Regions from separate parts of the Mus musculus genome. Here region 2 is linked to region 1. A link is a loop called in an ENCODE intact Hi-C map of the cell type or tissue named here. Cell type or tissue: gastrocnemius. All regions are shown on one strand. Links, peaks and the distances in the headings refer to the core of each region. The heading gives the core; the rest is flanking DNA.

Region 1 (5,381 bases), core at 243-5,242:
TGGTTGGTATCTTCTGCCCTCTTCTGGATGCTGCCGGTACTGCGTACAGACACAACTAGGCAGATACCCAGGTAACTAAAATATAAAATAAAGGGTAGAAAAAGAAGGATTAAACCTGGATCCTCTAGAAGAGCAGCCACCTCTCTAAACTGTTGAGCCATCTCTCCAGTGCCTTGACGTGCTATTTCAGTGATGTGGATACCAATTAATGTCTAAAATCTCTCCCCATTCATTTATGAAGAAAAATACTCAACATACTCTTTGGTGTTGTCACAGTCCTAAGACAGACAGCAGCTAGGGTTAGTTAAAATGAACTCTTTCTGGTCCTGCATGGAAGCAGCTGTGGCCTTCCTCTGAGCCAGCCTGCTCAGAGGCAAAAGCATAGAATGCTCTTCTGAGCATAGAATAGCTCAGCATAGCTGTTCATCTAAGTACGTCTACTGTGCAAATAGGTGACTTTTCCTGTATGTTTGCGAGAATTGTTGCATTGATATATCTGCCTTTAAGAGCATACATCATAATTAATAGGTAGTATTGGCCATAATTAACAGGTAGTATTGGCTCCTAAGTAAGCTACATTCACAGTGTCATTTACTTGTGAGGAACCTACCTGACTTCAGTTTGAAGGCAGGAGCCATTATGCTGTATTGCTCAAAATACCCCATTTACTGATTTGCTCTATTTAAGTCTTTTTCTTGGAGCCTGATCTGCTTGACCCCTGGCCTCTTCATATTTCTGAGAACATCCTGAACATACCTGACCCTCTATGGTGACCACATTTTTGTTCCTTTGGTTGTTTATTCCTGTATTTTCTTATTGTCTCATTGTCTGTTTTCTGTAAACCTGTTTGGCAGAAGCTTGTGATTTTACTACTTAAAAGAGGCACTAGAAGTGGATTCAGGTCTGGTTTCCTTACAGCACTTAGGATCCAGTTGATGGCCAGCTCTTAGGTGGTTCAAGTTGTCTCAAAATCGTGGTAGTGGTCTTATTCTCCCTGGGTTCAATTAACATATGAGTTTCAATTATGACCTTGAGGTACAAGATGAACGTGCCAGAGACATTTCCTTCTGTCTTTTAAAATAAATTGTATATGTTCCTGTCCAACGCTGAGCTAAGAACACCACCAAATCAGGCAGAACTCTACGCGAATGTGTCCAGGCTCTCTAAAGAAAACCCCCATGCTTCCTGTCTTTTATTTTTGTTAAATGATTTCCCTGCTTTCTGCTGGTAAGAAATATTTCCAAGTTTTTCTGTCTTGTCTGTTATGATGGCTATTCTTGGTAGACAAACTGACTACAAATTAACTAAGACCCAAAAAGTTGCATATACCTGTGAGAGATTTTTCTTAATTAAAACTTATGAAGTGGGAAGACGCTTCTGGGTCTTTTGAGGCGATAAGATCCACCTTTAATCTGGGCCACACCTTCTGGTGACAGTCCACATAAATAGAGAAGAAAGAAGCTCTCTCTCTCTCTCTTTCTCTCTCTCTCTCTCTCTGCCCTATCTTTGGTTAGCAAGTTCATTCCTTTAGAGCCTCCTTCTTTGAAAATGTGGTATACAGTGAAGCCCAGCTTAGACACGCAGCCTCATGGACTGAACTACTGGATTCTTCCAATTTTAGTTGCTAGACAGCACTTGTTGGTCTAGCTGGACCACAGCCTGCGAGCCGTTTTAATAAATCCCCTTTCTACATACAGAGAGGGAAAGAGACGCTCATTTTTATCATTTCTGTTCATCTAGAGAACCTTGACTAATACAGCTGCGTTTTCTCACCTTAACTCAGAAAAATGTTAGGAATAGTGTTCATAAACAACATTCTTCCTCGAACCATTTCTTTCTAATTATTCAAGTTACCGTGGAGACTACACTTATCATTAGTGTTAATTTGTCAAGAGATAGACCTGAATTTCAGGAAGAAAACTCCTATAGGGATGGATCCACCATCCAGCCTTCTTGTGGGAGAAACACATTTCATTGTGTTTGTGATGTGGTTCCAGGTTTTCTCTCAGGATTGTCCAGTGTACCTTTGCCAGCCAGGTAGAACGTAGCTGTAGCTCACCTGACCTCACCGTGAACCCACAGAACAAACATTTGTTTTCTAAAATCTCCTTAATTATTAATATCGTGGGCACCCTTCCACTTGTGGGACAGGAGAAACACTCCACTCCACATTTTGTAATGTGCTATTTAAACTAGCTACCTTGTGTCAAGGAGGAAAAGGGGAAAGTGCCTACCACGCAAGGAAAGATAGAAGTGAAGCTACCTCAGGTCAAGAGCAAGGACTCCTGAAATGCAAATATCTGCAACAGGAAATACTGTTCTGTGCTGTTCCTTAAACTCCAACGCCAAAGGAGGGACTCTTGTCACTCAGGCCTCATCAGCCAATGAGAACCTGCAGTCGGAGCGTCATCGGGGAGGCGGGCTCTTCCGGGCGCCAGGCTCCAGGCTCCGTTCCGAAGCTGGGAAAATGCAAGCGGTTCTTTGCGTGTAACAGGATCTGTGAGGGGTGCACGCGAGCTTGGAAGCCACGCTATGGTGAGCAAGGGACCGCAGTCTTGGGAGAAGTGGGCTGCTGAGCCTCGGCATCCCTTTTGGTAGGCTACCCTTGGACTGGATGGAAGCTAGTGGGCCAGATGTGGAGTTGTATGAAGTCCCATGCGGTCTCTGTAGTTCCCTGTACCAAAGTGGTGACCTCTGAAGAACTTCACCCTGTGGGCAGCGTCTGTGTAGAGCTTTGGGGACATGGTGTGTGCGTAGAAACATCTTTGTAGCCAACATCACCGTGCTTCTTGTGCATCAGAGGACGGCAGGTTGCCGTTTTAGTTTAGCTAGCATCTCTAGAATTTCTGTTCTTCGGATTTCACATTTGGAGTTAATTTTGTGGGTATTGTGCATGGAATCTTATGTGTTGGTAGCACTCCACTATTTTGCTGAGATGATAATGCAAAGGATTTACCAATGCTTCGGAGAGAATAAGTCACACAGAGTAGAGTTTAGCTAAAGGTGGGCTGCCTCTGAAACACCCAAAGATATAGTGTATTAATGAGGTCTGTAAGAGATGAAGTGCTAGATACGCATGTTTGTTCACCAGGATTGTCTAGACATTTGGCTCCAACCATAAGGAAGGAGACAACCCTGATCTTAAACAGCCGCTAGACCGATGCCCTTAAGAAGTGGCAGGAGACCAAGAAGCTGCTCAAAGGAGCAGGTAGGGTCATGTAACCAACATTAAGGCCTGGTGTGCCATAAAAGTCCTGTTTTCTTCTTAGGCAGTGGCTGCTTTCTATGGATCCTCTTATATAGATGCAGCCAGTTGTCCTTTTGTTAGCAAGCCAGACAGCAGTATGGTCTTCACTGTAGCAGCATCAAGATCTCGGCCTGCCTGCTGTGGGCCTCTGCGTTTATTAGTTATAAGGAGCCGTCACATCATTACTACATTATCTGCTACACACAGCGCTGACCTGAGCTGGAGAGCTGACCTGAGCTAGCTGCTCCTCAGCTTAACACCCAGCTCAGTCCTCTTCTAACTTCTTAGTGTGCTCTCTATGATTTCCCACCCCAGCTTTTATCTTTTCTCCTTTATACTTTTATAATCTTTCTCAGTCTGGCATATTCACCTAGGGACCCTGACACTGAAGAATGGTCTACTGTTCCAGGATACTGGTGTACTTAAGAAATAGTCCTGGGAATACTTTGTTGTGTAAGCCTCTCTTCTGCCTAAGTAACCACTTAGCAACTTAAAATTGGACTCTCCTGTCTCTATGTGAATTGTTCAGCGTGTAACCTGGGGCCTGACGCAGCATATGTAGGATGGAAAATGTGTCCTAGGCTGGCTCCTCTTTGAGCACCAGCCAGTGCTGTATGCATGCTATTCTTCAAGAATTTTTCTTCATTAATACCTTACGTTCATCAAGTTATTTCTCTCTGGGCAGACACATTAATTCTAGAACACCTGTACCTCCTGCAGAAAAATGTTTCTGAGGCTCTGTCTGTTACATTGTTTCAGGTAGCCTTGACCCTAGATACAGACAAGTCTATATGTCCACAGGGTATATATCTTGCTGTCCACTTGACTAAAATTAAAATTCTAAAATTCTTAAATTAAGGGGTTATACCATCATAGAGTTTTAAAATGACCAATTTGAGTCACTTAGACCACAAGAATCATTTAAGCAGTAGTAAAAGGATTTGTGTGTGGAGCATGGTCTCTACTTTCAGACCAAAATAGGAGCAACAGTTTATTGTATACAGTGCAGGGGGAAATGGGGAAGGCAATAGCTAGATCACAGACTGAAGTTTAAGGCAGTCAGCTCCAGTAGTCCCATTATGAAGAAGGTCCTGATTGAAGTAGGAGGGTGGTTTTGTAATTTTTCGACATGTATTGATTCATGCCATGTGAACGAAGACAGATCAGATTGGTGGGTGTACAATTTGGGGAGGTTACCTTGAGCCAGTTGATATCGAATTTCCAGCTAAGGAACTCTCCTATGCAGATATGTGCAATCCTGGTTGAAATAGTTAAGCCAGCTCAGAGGTTTGAGATATAGGCCCTCACTGCCTGTAGCTGAGTGTGTCAGGTTACAGACCCCAGCAGCTAATATTGTGTACAGGAGCAAGGTCAATTATTAATTCTCCCTGCCCCTCCCTCAGATCCATAACTTTATTTGCTTTTAAAAAGAAAATTAAAGCAGTTCCCGACACTTGCTAGTGGTCTTTGTGTCTACACAGCCTGTGATTTGTGAAATAGAATAGAAAAAAAAAGTTAAAATATATTAGAGCTTTGAGAGGGCCCTAGATCATTTAATGTCTCATTCTGTATATGAGAAAATTGGAACTCAGAGAAGTTCTGGGACTTTACTAAGACAATATCCACTTCTTCATCACAGAATTGCTTAGTGTTGAGTTTGCTACCCCACCTTAACTCTGGGAACCTGTGTGCTACCAGCCCCCACCCAGAGAATATTGGCTCTTCGGATGAAAAACCCAGGCACACACACTGCTCAATTTCAACTTGCCTTGTCAGTTGCTGGGCATCATTTATCTTCTGAGGCAAGCGTGCCCTCCCCAGTACTCTTGTCCCACCACCCTAAATCTGTCCTCAACTTTAGTTGCTCGGTTACTTAGCTCAATGGCTGCTAGCATCTTTATTGATGGGTCAAGAACCAATTAGGCAATAGGACCTTAGCATCAGAACCTTCTCTATAGCTTAGTGTTTTTTAATTTCTCTAATTAAAGAAGCAGTTATCCATTGAAACAATGAAATCTACAGAGAGAAATGCCTCAGACATTCCAGGTTCTCTGCCCCTGCTTCTTTTTTTTTTTTTTTTTTCCCGAGACAGGGTTTCTCTGTGTAGCCCTGGCTGTCCTGGAACTCACTCTAT
Region 2 (5,330 bases), core at 331-5,330, 120 kb before region 1:
CCAGCTTTGGGCATTGGAGACAGGTGGATCAAGAGTTCAAGGCCAAGCTCCCTCTATAGCTCCAGAGGAAAGTTGAGGCAAGCTGGGTCTACAAAAAAGTGTTTCAAAAAAACTAACTAACTACATTCTTAAAAGCTATATTACATAAACTATTTCCCGTTCACAGATGGCAAGTGAGAGACAGAAGGAACTAATGGCTGTCCCAAGGTCACATTGTGTACTCAAACAGACACTGAAGCCAGGCTTGCTGACTCCAAGTTTCCTGCTCAGGCCACATTCTCTATGCCTGGGCCAGCTACCCTCGCAGTCCTGAGGTGTAAAGGAAGTAAAAGAAGTCACCTGTGCAGATGGTCCTATACCCAGGCACATACAAGCAGCACAAAGTTGACTCGGTAGACTTAAAAAGGACATGAACTTGGGAGGCATAGAATGGCAGGAGATGGAGTAAGAATTGGAGGAAAGAGAATTGGGGAGTAGATTTGATCAAAATGTATTATACACATGCAAAAAAATTCCAAACCATAAAAAGTTTAAAAGAACTACATGACTGGGCTGGAGAGATGGCTCAGTGGGTAAGAGCACTGACTGCTCTTCCGAAGGTCTTGAGTTCAAATCCCAGCAACCACATGGTGGCTCACAACAACCCGTAATGAGATCTGACGCCCTCTTCTGGTGCACCTGAAGTCAGCTACAGTGTACTTGTGTTTAATAATAAATAAATCTAAAAAAAAAAAAAAAAAAAAAAAGGCACTGACTGCTCTTTCAAAGGTTCCCAGCAACCACATGGTGGATGGTGGCTCACATCCATCTGTAATGGGATCTGATGCCCTCTTCTGATATGTCTGAAGACAGTGACCGTATGCTCATATAATTAAAATAAATAAATAAATCTTTAGAGGATTCACTTTTTAAAAAAGAACTATATAGAACTCTCTGTTTACATTCAATTACCTCTTTTAATACTTCCAGCAATTTTATCGAGGATTGAAGGATTGTTACATAGGGACCTGAGATGCACTCAAAGTAGACTTAGGTAACCTGGCTACATTTACTTCATTTGTAACATCAGCTGACTGACTTTTAGTTGAAATGCTTGGGAGCAGGAATGCTTTAGATCTCAAATTTCTTATTTTGCCTTTTTTTAAAAAGATTTTTAAAAGATTTATTTATTTTATGTATATGAGTACACTGTAGCTGTCTTCAGACACACCAGAAGAGTGCATCTGACCCCATTAGACTGGCTTTCAGTAAGGTTTATAACTTATCATCAGTGAGCCACCATGTGGTTGCTGGGAACTGAACTCAGGACCTCTGGAAGAGCAGTCAGTGCTCTTAACCACTGAGCCATTTCTCCAGCCTCTCAAATTTCTTTTTTTTTTAATTGTGAAATATTTACATAATATGTCTTGTATATAGGCTGTAAGTCTATAGATAAAACTCATTTATATTCCATACATACCTCACATATATAGCCCAAAGGGAATTTTATAACAACATAGTAATTGGGCTGGAGAGGTGGCTCAGCGGTTAAGAGCACTGGCTGATCTTCCTGAGTTCAAATCCCAGAACCCACATGTGGCTCACAACCATCATGATGGGATCCGAAGTCCTCTTCTGGTGTGTCTAAAGACAGTAACAGTGTGCTCACATACATACAAATAAATAAATCTTTAAAAACAAAACAACAACATAGTAATTTTGTGAATGAGGCAAAGATCCATGCTTCCCAAACTGATAAGTTATAAACCTTACCGAAGGCCAGTCTAGACATCCTCTTGTGTATTTATCAACAAATCTATGGGGAACTAACACAAAGAAGTTTTTCAGTATGTTGCTCCGTCATAGCAAAGTTCTTGTTTTCCTCTTCTGTTCTTATATTGTAAAGAGAACAACAATCAATTTACTGTGTTGTTCGTTTCTCACAGGCTGGTTTTTCTTTTTGTTTTTTTTGTTTTGAAACATAGTTTCACTATGTAGCTCTGGCTGCCCTGGAACTCAGACCTTCCTGCCTCTGCCTCCTGAGTGCTGCGTTTAAAGGCTTGCGCCATCACACCAAGCCAACCGCTAGCTAATTTTATCACAGCCAAAGAAAAGAAACTAGAACCCTTTGTGCGTTCTAACCTCTTAACTGGTTTTCCAATCTGTTCCTAAGGTGGTCTTCCACACCATATACTCTTCGGATATGCAAGAAAGCCAAGTCTGTTCGAAAAGATCCACGAAAAAAAAAGAACTTGGTAGTAGGATAAACTGAAATAAATTTCGACACAAAGTTACCAATCATGGGACTAGGTTTTCTATCTTCTGCTTTCCAAGGTGTTTTCCACAGCTTGATTATGAACCTCAGTTGTCTGTATTTTCTTATGCACGTTTTCCTATCTCTTCCTTCCCTACATTCCAATGAATCTTTCTTTTTCTCGTGAATCCTCTCTCTTGTGTCAATTTTGCCCTCTGGCCCCTTTCGCTTCTCTTTTCCCGCTCCCAGCCTCAGATCCGCGCTCCCAGCACTCTGGTCAGCTCCCTATGCGCCTAGCATGCGCGCGCACCCTGCACCGCCCCCGCAGAGCTCCAGTCACGAGTCTGGGGGCGGGGCGCCGCCGAGAGGGCGGGGCCTCTGCCGCAGCTTCGAAGCGCGCATGGGTGGGGCCGGCCGCACGGGCCTCCCTGCTATATGTGCGCCTGCGCCGCGCTGCTGCGGGGCCAGTCGGGACGGAGGAGACAAGATGGCGTTGCGAGCGATGCGGGGAATCGTGAACGGGGCCGCACCCGAACTGCCCGTGCCCACCGGTGGGCCGATGGCCGGAGCTCGGGAGCAGGCGCTGGCGGTGAGCCGGAACTACCTATCCCAGCCTCGTCTCAGTGAGTACGGGAAAGTGAGCGTGTCCACCAAGCCCTTGGCTTGTGCTCTCACCTGTTCAGCCAGCGGGGAGGGAATGGGATTCATTTCCCCCATCGCTCAGTTCACAAGCACCTCTCCAGCTTTGCGTGAGCTTTTCCGTGACTTCGGTGGGCCGAGCGTGAGAGCACCGACTGGAACCTTCCCATGGGCTAAGTGGGCTCCTGATGATTGCCCTACCCGCTCCGAGTTCTCTGGGTATTGTCAGACACTGGTCTGTCTCTGAGGGCCACTTCTTGTCACTGTCTTCATCTGCTCCTGGCCTCATTTAAATGTCTTCGGGTCGAGGGAACGCCTACTCCGTCCCCCTTTGCCCCGTGGACCTCTGGGCAGGTGGACCGTGCAGAAGGTGTAATGTCATCGCTGATGTGGGCAGGCCCCGCGGCTAGAGGGAGATGTGGCTTATTCTGTAGGGAACCGCTTCACTGGAGGACACCTAGATACCGGAGAACCTTAGAGCTGAAAAATACCCTAGTCGTGCAGTCCCACCCTCTCGTTTTACAGGCGAGACGCCTAAGGTTCTGGAAAGGAGAAGCCATGCCTGGCTTCAGACATCTAATTATTGGGAAAAGAGGAACCAAAAATCGAGTTTCTTAATCCTTTGCTTGGTCTTCTGTTGTTTATTCGTTTACTGACCAGCTAACCAAACGCAGTTAAATGGAAGGTTGCTTTCCACTGTTATGTTCATAGGCTTAAGTGTAGTGATCATAAAAGACCTCAATAAGCCATGTTTAGACAAGCCAGTCATTCCCAAATGGCTCTTGTTGGCTGAAGCTTTCGGTTGTATAGAATCAAACCTCTTCACGGCTCCCTTAAAGCCAGGCAGAGAGCTTTGAAAGAAGACTTTTTTTTTTCCTCTTTTTTAAGTATCTGTTGTTTTCCTGAAAATAAGGTTCCATTTGCACAGGTTAATTGGCAGCTTGGCTCTGTGGGTGGCTCATTGGTTAAAAGCGTTTCAGCTGAAGGGTTTTAGCTAGGCGCCCTCCAGCCTGACTAATCCTGTCCTGAGCTGTCAGTGGGTCATGTGATAACACTGCAGCGAGGGGAAGGGAAAAAAAAAACACACACACACACACATTGGAGAGTGGATTGCTGAGGTGTGCCTTTTAAGCATTTTTTTAGAATAATTGTTAAAATTAGAGAATGCCTGTTAGGGGTTCATGTGAGCCCAAGGAAACGTCGGGAAAACTGACAGATTTATACCTGAGAATTACAGAATCTCTAGAATTGCATTTGATATGTATGCTTTGCTCTGAGCAGAGCACATAGACACTGGTGTGGCTTCTAAGGGAAAAATGTTACAAGGTTATAGTAGTCTCTTTCCATATAACAAGTCATTCAGAGCCAATTCAGGGAGTGTCGACTACTCCATGGCGAAGGTCTTAAGCCCTTCAGGGATGAGTAGTGTTTCTCCACCATATCCATGTGCTTGGCCAATATTTGAAGAGTTTGTTCATAGGAGGATTCTGCTGACTAAGCTGTCTCTAAAAGTTGCATCTTTGTATCCCCAAGTTCACAGTGTCTGACTTAGGAAGTGCTCTGTAAATCCTATAACTTGGAATTCAATTTGTCCTAATAGTTAAGCGTGTATTTTTTTTTTAATATGGATAGGGTTTTTAAAAGGGAGTTGGTATACTGCATTTAAATATCATCTTTTACTATTTTTGCCACATTTTTAGTCAAATTTAAATATTAACTCAATTTTTTATTATTAAAGTTTGATGATACTATCAAAATAATTATAATTAATTGATACACACTCTTTGGAGTAATTTTGGCAGTTGCCCTGTGAAAATCAGATCCTGTTTTAAAACAACTTCAGGATTATTAAAAATTCTAGATATTATATGTACATAATATAAGAAATTACTCAGGCTGTTAAAAAGAAACGGAAAGTAAAATATTCAGGCTGGAAATTAGTAACTAATCTGGAGCACATCATTTGACTTTCTGACATCACAAGGTAAAAAAAAAACTTTGCCCTTTTAAACGTTAAGGAAGATCAACAATATCTTCAAAGCTATTAGAGCAAAATACTATGAGCTTGGTTGGGTTCACTTTTCTTGACCCAGCCAAGCTAACCTTAAGTTTCTTATGTCACAAAGCAGATCCCTAGCAAAAACCACAAGTGACTTTCCTTGCTTTACTTCTAGAGCATGTTCAGGTTAGTTCTCTGGTCTTGCACAATTGAAGGAATGGCTTTCTTAGCATTTGTTTTGCTATGAAGGTGGTGCCTAAAGAGCTAGGGTTTATTGTGCAATGGTTTTTGCTTTAACAATGTCGCAATCCTTAATGGTGTTAGTGTTGAACAACCTCTTTCCCTGCAGAAGGAAGAACTAATCATCTGATAGATTATGTGTGCTCACAGACTCCATCCCCCCCTACATATACATATACATACACATACACATATATGTGTATGTGTATGTATTTGTAT

Evidence for each region. Peaks named below come from ENCODE experiments on the same cell type or tissue, not always from the same donor. Only the 100,000 strongest peaks of a DNase experiment are listed, where the experiment ranks them.
Region 2: a loop joins it to region 1, with 10 times the contacts of the local background. A loop is called at or near these places in 1 of 42 quality-filtered maps.

The regions. Positions count from the first base shown.
Region 1 is chr8:69,206,625-69,212,005 of GRCm38, forward strand. It overlaps Zfp930 (zinc finger protein 930), which reads left to right and starts at 2,422. Exons shown (of 4, transcript NM_001013379.2): 1 at 2,422-2,535. The coding sequence starts at 2,533. Gm39188 (a long non-coding RNA gene) reads right to left here and starts at 2,373. Exons shown (of 2, transcript XR_870488.3): 1 at 2,235-2,373; 2 at 1-75. In gastrocnemius, for the core only: no CTCF peak of the experiment used is centred there; a DNase peak (open chromatin) is centred at 2,429; H3K4me3 peaks cover 1,710 bases; H3K27ac peaks cover 1,885 bases.
Region 2 is chr8:69,086,073-69,091,402 of GRCm38, forward strand. Slc18a1 (solute carrier family 18 (vesicular monoamine), member 1) reads right to left here and starts at 3,150. Exons shown (of 17, transcript NM_153054.2): 1 at 2,909-3,150. It overlaps Atp6v1b2 (ATPase, H+ transporting, lysosomal V1 subunit B2), which reads left to right and starts at 2,664. Exons shown (of 14, transcript NM_007509.3): 1 at 2,664-2,856. The coding sequence starts at 2,721. In gastrocnemius, for the core only: no CTCF peak of the experiment used is centred there; DNase peaks (open chromatin) are centred at 2,602, 3,223 and 3,858; H3K4me3 peaks cover 2,175 bases; H3K27ac peaks cover 1,162 bases.